Linked DNA regions of Homo sapiens: region 2 is linked to region 1. The links are chromatin contacts, found by Hi-C in ENCODE. All regions are on one chromosome and are shown on one strand. The core of a region is the stretch at or near the end of the contact, and the rest is flanking DNA. Distances in the headings are between cores, read along the strand shown. Region 1 overlaps TIMD4 (T cell immunoglobulin and mucin domain containing 4). Region 2 holds the start of NIPAL4 (NIPA like domain containing 4).

The links. Hi-C counts contacts between places; a loop is a spot of excess contacts on that map. Pooled maps may share reads with other maps.
Region 2: a map with no recorded cell type shows a loop between it and region 1 (3-fold over the local background). The contact joins the promoter of NIPAL4 here to the enhancer-like site in region 1. A Hi-C loop is called at or near these places in 1 of 37 single-sample maps with no recorded cell type and 9 of 50 pooled maps.

Annotation. Positions count from the first base shown.
Region 1 is chr5:156,918,582-156,923,741 of GRCh38, reverse strand. TIMD4 (T cell immunoglobulin and mucin domain containing 4) reads left to right here. Exons shown (of 9, transcript NM_138379.3): 7 at 1,526-1,643; 8 at 3,239-3,278; 9 at 4,201-4,450. The coding sequence ends at 4,285. Among named protein-coding and RNA genes, the nearest start is that of TIMD4, 42 kb to the left of the region's middle. RefSeq lists enhancers at 990-1,269, 2,839-2,948. Within about 2 kb of position 3,186, at least 4 of the 41 ENCODE cell types and tissues checked have a DNase peak (open chromatin) inside an H3K27ac peak, as active enhancers do.
Region 2 is chr5:157,457,341-157,462,500 of GRCh38, reverse strand. It overlaps NIPAL4 (NIPA like domain containing 4), which reads right to left and starts at 2,288. Exons shown (of 6, transcript NM_001099287.2): 1 at 2,144-2,288. The coding sequence starts at 2,180. NIPAL4-DT (NIPAL4 divergent transcript) reads left to right here and starts at 2,401. Exons shown (of 3, transcript NR_136205.1): 1 at 2,401-2,493. RefSeq lists a silencer at 2,235-2,394.

The sequences.
Region 1 (5,160 bases), core at 1,937-4,436:
AGACTCTGTCTCTACACAAAATTAAAAAAAAAAAAAATAGCCAGGCATCGTGATGCATGCCTGTAGTCCCAGCTACTCAGGAGGCTGAGGTGGGAGGATTGCTTGAACCCGGGAATTCAAGGTTGCAGTGAGCTGTAATCATTGCCACTGCACTCCAGCCTGGGCAAGAGCAAGACCTTGTCTCTACAAAAGAAAAAAAAAATCAGTTTCTTAAAACTGAGACTTGGTTTTTGATTCTCTAGACTGCTCAGCAGAAAAAACTGAGACATTTTTACAATTAAAAAATTTTTTTAGGCCGGGTGCAGTGGCTCATGCCTATAATCCCAGCACTTTGGGAGGCTGAGGTGGGCAGATCACTTGAGGTCAGGAGTTCGAGACCAGCCTAGCCAACATGGTGGAAACCCATCTGTACTAAAAACAAAAAAATTAGCCGGGCTTGGATATGCATGCCTGTAACCCCAGCTACGTGGGAGGTTGAGGCAGGAGAATTGCTTGAACTCGGGAGGCAGAGGTTGCAGTTAGCTGAGATTGCACCACTGCACTCCAGCCTGGCTGACAGAGTGAGACTCTGTGTCAAAAAAAAAAAAAAAAAAAAAAATTTAATCCCAGCAATGGCAGGAGCTTGAGCCCAGCCTGGGCAACATAGCGAGACACCATCTCATTTTTTAAAATTAAAAAAAAAAAGTTTAAACTTTTCTTTTAGGTTCAGGGGTACATGTGCAAGTTTGTTATACAGGTATCTGTATTTAAAACATTTAAAAAAATCAATTTATTTAAAAATAACAACAAACTCACTTTGTGCTAACATAACATGTTTTATGGCAACTAACTAACTCTATTTTGAAAAAATATTAGTGAGAAAAATGAATGAAAAAATTACTGAGAAATATGGCATTGTTTTACATTTTTTGCAAATCTCATTAATATCTGGCTTAATAGGAGACAGAGGGATTCTCATCTCTGTTTCCACATTCTGTGTAAGTGACAGCAATGACATCACACATCACATAGCCTCTGGGAAAGTATACTGTATATCTCATGAGAGAATGATAGTGAAAATGGCAAAAAATGTCTCATGAAAATCATTTTGATCTCATGGGCCCCCCATCTAGACTTTGAGAACCACTGCTGTAGAAAATGTGAAATTAAGTTTCATTTTCTCTTTCATCCTGTTTTCTCTAGAAGCCTAAGTCAGCCATGAAAAGAGTAGCACAGGGCTAGGGAGAGCTCAAAGGATTTGAGCAGCGGCTAGGAAAGAGATTTGACCATGGAGAACACAGCTCACAACAGTTATTTTTTATCCTCAGACCCCTGAGCCCCACAGCTCCTTATGCCTGATGTCTAACACTTCGGAAAATTTTGGGATATGGGTCACGTGTTTTGGGTTTTCAGAGATTTTTGACAAAAGGTGGTGAAATGTAGTGAAACTGCTGGTGGTTGTAAGGTGCTATTGGGCTGGGATGTCATCTTGTGAGGGTGGCATCTAGCAGTGACTGGGTCCATCTCCTTGCCTGTGTCCCATCAGATGGATGGAATACCCATGTCAATGAAGAATGAAATGCCCATCTCCCAACTACTGATGATCATCGCCCCCTCCTTGGGATTTGTGCTCTTCGCATTGTTTGTGGCGTTTCTCCTGAGAGGTAAGGAGGGAGGGCCAGGTGATGGAGCACTTCAGAACCCTGGCGACTGCAGGAGGATCTGGAGTTGTCTCCACTTCCTTCCCCTTTATCCCTCCCCAAAGAGGCTCAGTTCTGCCATTGTTCCCATCCCAGCCAGGGAAGTAACAGGTAAGTTCATTCTCCCCAAGCTGCTAATGACTCTGTGTATTAACCTCCTGGTAGAGTTTACGTTTTGGAAAAGGAAAAAAAGCAGAAGAGCACCTTCATTTATTGGACATTTCTGTGCCAGTCCTGATGGTATACTCTTGATGTGCCTAATTCATTTTATCCCTATTACTGCCTTAAGAGGAAAGTACTATTTCCTACTTTGTTCACTTTCTCTGTTCTTTGGTTGGGAAAACCCTAGCTTGTCTCTTCTTTTGGCTAGGATTGTTGCAGGACGAAGACCATGAACAATCCTGGTTTTCTTCTTCTTTTTTTTTTTTTTTTTTTTTTTTTTTTTTGAGAGAGTCTCATTCTGTTGTCCAGGCTGGAGTGCAGTGGCGTGATCTCAGCTTACTGCACCTCCGCCTCCTGGGTTCAAGTGATTCTCCTGCCTCAGCCTCCTGAGTAGCTGAGACTACAGGTTCACGCCATCACACGGGACTAATTTTTGTATGTTTAGTAGGAGGGGGTTTCACCATGTGGGCTAGGTTGGACTCAAACTCCTGACCTCAGGTGATCCACCCACTTTAGCCTCCCAAAGCTCTGGGATTACAGGCATGAGCCACCATGCCTGGCGTGATCCTGGTTTTCTTATATGTTCCCTAAAAGCAAGCTTTCTTAACCTGGAGGCCACAGATGGACTTCAAGGGTAATGTGAATCCTTTGAAATCACATGCAAAAGTGTTTATGTGTTCATGCCTGCATTTTTCAGGGGACAAGGTCTGTAGTTTTCATTAAGTTAGCAAGCTGCTCCATGACCTTGCACCTCCATCCCACCCCTGCCCCCCGCCCCCAAAAGTTTTAAAATGCTACAAAAACAGCCATGAAACAGCTTATGGTTTTCAGGCAAATTATAGGCACGTGGCACCTGGTACTGTTGTAAAATGGGGATAAATTGTTCTGTACTCATTAACAAAAGCTGTTTCAGGGCAGTATGTCAGGAGATGAGACTAGTAACCATCTCAGCTGATTTGAATAATAATGAAACTTGTATATTTCAACACCTGCCCCAGGTGCAAAAGCAAATTTAAAATTTACTGGAATCCTGCTGTTAGCCTTCATACAAAGGCATGATTACAGTTTTGGAAAATTCTGAGTATGTCTCGTAAAGAAGTGTTTTGAAACCCAAGTGAGTGCTTGAATTCTGGATAGGCAGATGACTCAGAATGAAATAGCTTAACACCATTGCCCAGAATGTTGGAACAACTTGGTAATTGATGAGCACTAACTGTGGTTAAAATAGCAAGTGTTTGACCTGGGAAAGGGAATGGCTTTTTCTGCCAAAGCCAGCCACTGGTTCTCACCTTTGGCCCATATCTGCTCTTTGCGGGGCAGCACTGGAATTCCCCCAGCATTTTGCATGTTCTATGCACCGCAGCCACTCTGCTCACACTGTGGCCTTGTCTTTTCAGGGAAACTCATGGAAACCTATTGTTCGCAGAAACACACAAGGTAATCTATCTTGCATGAATGGGTGTTGTAATGATTGTACAAGCTGTTACAAATGATTAGCTACTACTCAGTGGTTTAATGACTTGAGCTTGTGTTACGATTACACATAGAGTTGGAAAGATGTGACATTAGAAGTGAAAAAGTTGTGCAGATTTAGCTCACATTAACCTGTGTCTTGGTTAACACTCTGAGCAAAATGCCAGTACCAAGGCAGGTGGGATTAATAGAAGTATAGCACGCAAAAGAAAGAAGGTGATATGGCACTTTACTCTGAAATTTTTTGTTCACCTATGGGTAAGTTAGTTTAAGAGGCCATTGTTAAACTGGAGTTTATTGAGGAGCGTTGGCAATATGGAAAATGAAAAAAGCATGTAGAATATTATTCCTGGGAGTTGGTTCCTCTGCCCAGTTAGACCATGGAAGCAGCTTGTTTTGGGGCCTTTTTAAAAATAGTATTTGAAGATTCTCTAGTAAGGGATTTTAGCTATTTGCCCTATTCTATAGCTTTTGGAAAAGAAATTTTTAAAAAAGGCATAAATTATTAATGAAGTCCTTGCCTAATTAATTGCATTCACTAATTAGTTGCATTAATACCACAATATGTATTAGCAAGAAGGAAAATTGACACCCAGCGAGGTGACCTTTCAAGGTCACACTTAGAGACCTTTTGGTAAATAAACGTATTGAAATCATGATTTTATATTTTGCTAAGAATCTTTTTTATCTCATTATAATGGATTGGCAGAAACTCTTTTTCCCCTGCAGCCTCAGTTTTCCCATCTGTAAAATGTGGAGCTTAGACTAAATGAACTGTGAGCCCTTTGAACTTTAAGGGTAATTGCACTGTAACTTAGCAGCATCTGTTTTGTTTTGTTTTCTAGTCTTGTGTTTCCCATTATGAGCCCCTCTTTTCTGTTTACAGGCTAGACTACATTGGAGATAGTAAAAATGTCCTCAATGACGTGCAGCATGGAAGGGAAGACGAAGACGGCCTTTTTACCCTCTAACAACGCAGTAGCATGTTAGATTGAGGATGGGGGCATGACACTCCAGTGTCAAAATAAGTCTTAGTAGATTTCCTTGTTTCATAAAAAAGACTCACTTATTCCATGGATGTCATTGATCCAGGCTTGCTTTAGTTTCATGAATGAAGGGTACTTTAGAGACCACAACTTCTCTGTCCATGCTCTAATCATCTCTGTAGAATCACCGCTAAGTGATCTTTCACAGTACACTTGAACACTTTCAGTGACAGTGAACTCCTTACCACACGCAAGGGAGTCCATTCAATCTCAGAGCAGTTCTGAGATTAAGAAATATTTATAGCAAAATCTGTCTCCGGATGACATCTGCCCATAGGTCATAGTTGAGCTCCTTATGCCTATCAGAACATCTCCTTTATTAACTGCCGGATCAGTGTTGTGTGAACTAACAGGACAAAAAATCTATAGGCTCCATCAGTCAATAAGACTGATTTTTTTTTTTCTCTCTTAAAGGTAATGTCAAGAGAGTAGAAATCCAAAAGATGGTTACCTTTGGAGAAACATGTGCTTATTCCATTAATGTTGCTATTGCTCTAAGCATGCTGGGAAGTACTGGAGAGCTGTTAACTCTTCAGGTATTAGAAGGAGAATCTCATGTTTCTCCAAATTTCCTTGCTTCTGGGATACAATTTCTGGTTCTTTTGTTACCCTAATTGCCTTCATCTCGTATGGATTCGTATCTCTCCTTTTATGCCCAGCTTTCAGAGTTCATTGTCTCACTGCAGGTATGATATGAGCAGCACAGAGCCTATGGTTCATTAACAATGCAGGAAATGACATGGAATCACACCGTAACTGTGACTCACTTCTTTATTTTCTTTCTTGAGACGGAGTCTTGC
Region 2 (5,160 bases), core at 1,039-3,538, 540 kb before region 1:
TGTTTTTTTGTGTAGAGATGGGGGTCTTGCTATGTTGCAGAGGGTGGTCTGAACTCCTAGCCTCAAGCTATCCTCCTGCCTCAGCCTCCCAAAGCACTAAGATTACAGACGTGAGCCACCGTGCCTGGCCCTAAGAGGTATTTTAAAATAGAAAACATTTAAAAATTGGGAGATTTTCCATGAAAATTCAGATGGGAGGCTACGGTGAAAAATCAGATCTGCTTACCATATTGGGCCCTCTTCTAAGGCAACAACTGGCTGCAGCTGGGCAGTGTTGCCCCCTAAAATAGGACATACTCTCTGCAGTTCCCCAAGAGTCTTATCTGGCTCCTTTCAGTAATTTCTAGCACGTGCTTGGCCTTTGTAGGCATCTGAGTTTGTTACCTCTGGAGGTAGCCTTTTTCAAGCTGTGTGTCACCAAGGCCCAGGTCCCTATGCCAAGGATGTAAGCCTCAACCAAGTATTTCTCCCACCAACCTAGAACTCCCAGGCAGTGCCTGGAAGGGCCCCAAAGTCCATGGTCAAGCAACTCTGGCTCTGGCACATCTGCAGGGCAGAGTGGCATCTTGGTGGAACAGACTAAAGGCAATGTTGACCTTTCTTCCACGACACAGACCCATGAATAACAGAGCTTGAAGAGCCCTTAGAAAGCAGTCTAAATTCTTATTTTTTCTGGGGAAACTGAGGCCCTGAGAAAGGGAAGAGCTTGCTTAAGTCACCCCAACATCTGGTGAAAGATCTGGATCCAGCACCCACTGGGGCACATCCATGTGTCTTTTGCAGTGTGATATCTCTCTTTCCAAAACTCGTGTCACAATCAAGGGAAGATGAGACAAGAGGCATCTCAGTCCCTAATCAGACTTGTTCTGCACTGCTCATTCCTGTTTCTCCAGCTCAGGCTTCCTTGCCCAAGAGCTGAATCTGGGGAGTTCCCTGAGCCCAGGAAATGAGCCAGAACCTGGGAGAACATGGGCTAGGGGAGGTGACTCCTGAGAGGAAGACCAAACTCATCCCCACGCCCTTCCCCTGCTCCCTGAAGGTGCACCTCTAGCAGATGGAGCCAACGAACCCTCTGTGGATGGACTTGGCTGTCACAGTAAAGCCCGCAACACCCAAGGGCTGAGCATCCTCCATTGAGTCAAGTTCTCCCACTGCAGTGAAAAGTAAAAGACAGAGGGCTGATGGCCAAAGTAATCCAATTCTGAGCATGGGCCAGATGATTCCTGTTATCTCTTCCAGAATATGCTAGGACTGGGGAACACATTCTGGCCTAGAGAAAAGGTGAGGCTGAAAATGCCTGCCTTGTTCAGGAAACCAAAGTCAGACACCTAACAGGCTGGCTTTGAAAGCTTCACTGTAGAAGGGAAGAGGTTAGAGAAACAGGGACATGCCACAGCCTGCAGTTCCAAGACAAGGTAGGAAAGTGGAGCCACACCAAGGAAGGAGTTGAGGTTTTACTGTCCACCAGCCTTGGATCTATATTCCATTTCCTCACTGTATTACCTTGAGCAAATTATTAGCTGCTCAGAGCCTCAGTTTCTGGATCTTTAGAGTGGGGATAGCAAGATAGTAAAATAATAATACCTACCTACCTTCTAGAGTTGTTTTAAGGATTCAGTGAGATAATGCGGGTAAAGGGCCTAGTCCACTACCTGCTTTATGGTCAGAACGCAATAGGAAGTCAGGGGTCTTTCTTTACCCCTTCCTGTGGTTCTTTTTCTTTTCCAAAGACAAGACCGTCCTGTGATGGTCCTCCCATTGACCCAGAGAGAAAGCCCAAACTGCGCAGGTACTAAAACCTGAAGCAACTACACATTAAAAACACAGAATCCTCCCCCCGCCCCCACCACCTCTCAGGGTGTCTGCTGTCGTCAAAATGCCTGCCCCCCACTAACCCCCCATCTCAACCCAGGGGACATACTTTCCTTCCCTGACTCCTCTCAGCCATCCCAGCTGCGAAGATGAAAGTGAAGTCTCAGCCAGAACCCAGATCTTCAAAGCTGGGTGGGAGCCACCTCGTGCTGGCCCTGCCCCTCCCCAGCTTTGGCCCCCCTGGGAGGAGAGGATGCGAGGGAGAGCGGTGGCAAGGAGGGGAGGGCGCGAAGCGCGGAGCCCGCCTGGTCCCCAGCCCTGCCGTACGCACCGTTCTCGCAGCTGGTGTTGCTGACCCGCAGCTCCATGGGGCCCGGGGCACACGAACCGACGCGCGGGCGGACGGCGCCCGGGCTCCCCAGCTCCGGAGCAGGTGGCCGCGACTTGTCCCCCGCGTGGCTCGCGCGCGAGAAGCCGCCGGGGTCCGGACCCAGGGGTGGGGAGAGTGACGCGTCCCAGAGTGGGAGAGTCCCCGGGGAGGAGTCACCCGGCATCTTGGGCAATTCCGGGGGCAGGGGGCCCAGGGCTGGGGCCGCCCGCAGAGGGGCGCATGCCTTCCTGGGGTGAGGACGCTGCCAGGCTCCCAGCTCTGGAGTCACCGCCCCGTGCTAGGGGCAAGAGGTGAGGAGGCGGGTTCCCCGGCACCGCTCCTCCGATGCCTGCACCGGCACCCAGCTCCATCCCCAGGGAAAGAGTACAGGGGACCTAGATGGCTGGAGAAGGGGCAACTTTCCTGCCGAGGTGGAAGTGGCAACATAGGGGTTGGAAGTGGGTACTGCTGCCAATTGGGAACCTGGGTTCCTTCTTTTCCTTCCTTCTCGCCCTCCTACCCTCCCCCTCTCCTTCCTCCCCTCCACCTTTCCTCCCTTCCTTCCATTTCACCCTCCTGCCCTTCCTCCCTGCCTTCTGCCCTGCGACCTCCTTTCCTTGCCTTACCCGTTCATTGATTCAACCCAGGTCTGATCTGTGCTGGTAGGTAACAGGTACATAGTGAGTTAATGCTCAATATATATTTATGTCTAATGAATAGATAATAGGAGCTTGGTAAATTAAATGAAAGAAGGAAATGAAGTGATTGGAGACCAAAATGAGTCAGACTATTCCCTGTCCCCCAAGTACCTTATATTTTAATGGGGGAAACAAAATGTGATCATCTCTTAGAGACCAATGTTTTTGAAATTACCACTTTAAAATTATTTATACACACACACACATACACACGTTGTGATGGAAAGCATATTTGTTACTATGGGTAACAGTAAAAAGCAAGTTAGAAAACCACTGACCTGGAGCATAAAAATAGGTATGTAGAGTTTGCTATAGGCCAGGCAGAGTTCTAAGTGCTGAAAAATTCCAGTTCATTTAATCTTCATGACCGCCTTATAATGTACAGACTTTTATTATTTACCAAAAGGAAACTGAGGCACAAAGTGCTCAAGTAACTTGCTGGGGATCTCAGCTGAGAAGCAGAAAAGCCAGGATCAAACTCGTGCTGTCAGTGGTCACATTAAGCCGCCTGGCATTTTACACTGAAATAAACTGCTCCTGGGCAGTGAGGGTGTGGGGCTACTGAGAAAGCAGTGATTGGTTCTGCCAGTGGTGCTCACCGGCTTCCTGGAGGAGGCAGCTTTTAAGAATTGTTATGTATGGAGTCGTCAGCATGGGCCAGACACTGTGCTAACCCCTTTCCAGGCACTGTCTCATCGAAGCCTCCTAGGAGACAGATATCCTTACTCTTTCCATGCTACAGATAAGAGGAAACTGTTATTTTTAAAAATTTTATCATGAGATAATTTTAGACTTATAGAAGAGTTACGAAAATAGTATAGAGAGTTCCCATATACCTGTCACCAGCTTCCCTTAATGTTAACATCTTGTATAGGAATAGAAAAAACTGTCCTTTAAATACTCTGAGACACTTGCTCCCAAGGTTGCACAGCTAGTGAACGAGGGTGCCAGGTGTAAACCGAGCTGCTCTGACCCCAAGCCTGTCCTCCTACCTACGACCCTCCACTGTCTACTTGCGGACCTCTAGCTGGGCCTCTAAGGATGGGTTCTCCCAGCATGGGGCTTCCTCTAATTTGCTGGATGACTTTAAACAAGTTGCTTACTCTACATAAGGATCAATTTCTTTGTCAAATGCAACAGCCCCTTCTCCAAGGGGTCGGGATCGGGTTGGGGAAGGGAGAGGTTAAAAGAGAAAGGGAAATGTGAGACACAGCAAATGTAACAAGCCACGTTTGCTCATTTTACTTGCTGCATAATTTCACAAGCCCTTGATTCTGTAATGATGTGCACCTCTCTGGAAAAATGCTTTGAAAACAAAGCAGGATACAGCACAAGGCCCCCACAACTTTTGCCTGAGACACTATATTTCTTAAAAGATAAATGACCCTAGACCTTGCCTATTCCTACACATAGGATAATGTTTGACAAGGTTAGTGACTATGCCTCTATCATCTATAACCAGATATACTCTTGCACCCAGACTTTCATGTGATTCTGCTTTACTGTAACTTCTGAGCAAGTTTGATGTAATGTTTGAGCACATACTGCACTTCTGCTACGTGTATATCAGCTATGAGCTAAAACACTGTTTCAGAGCAGTGGGACAGGACCTCTCTGAAAGACTCCTCCCAGACTTTGTCTTCAGTCTCTAGTCCTCAGTAAGACTTCTGCTTTTTTTTTTTTTTTTTTTTTTGAGACAGAGTCTCACTCTGTTGCCCAGGCTGGAGTGCAGTGGCTCGACCTCGGCTCACTGCAAGCTCCGCCTCCCATGTTCAAGCGATTCTCCCACCTCAGCTTCCGGAGTAGCTGGGATTACAGGCGCCCACCACCACGCCCAGCTAATTTTTGTATTTTTAGTAGAGACAGTGTTTCACCATGTTAGCCAGGCTGATCTCAAACTCCTGACTTCAGGTGTTCCACCTGCCCCGGCCTCCCAAAATGCTGGGATTACAGAACCTCAGTAAGACTTCTGAATAAAACTAACTTTAATTCCTTAAAAGCTTGATTTTCTTTTAGTTGACAGAAGTCATAGCCATTGCCAACAGAATATATCCAAGTCTGCAGGTGAGTGTGCCCAGGCCCGCCTCTAACTTTGGAGGTGTGTGGTACCACCGTTCAGGTAGAGGGGAACACCTCCAAGACTATATGAATTTGAACACAGAGCAGCAAGACACTAGATGATTGGCCCTATTCGGAAGTGAGACTTCATGATGAAAAAATATATGCATCCATGCTACCTGCAAGGGAGAATTTGACAAGAGAATTCAACTTATCTTTCTC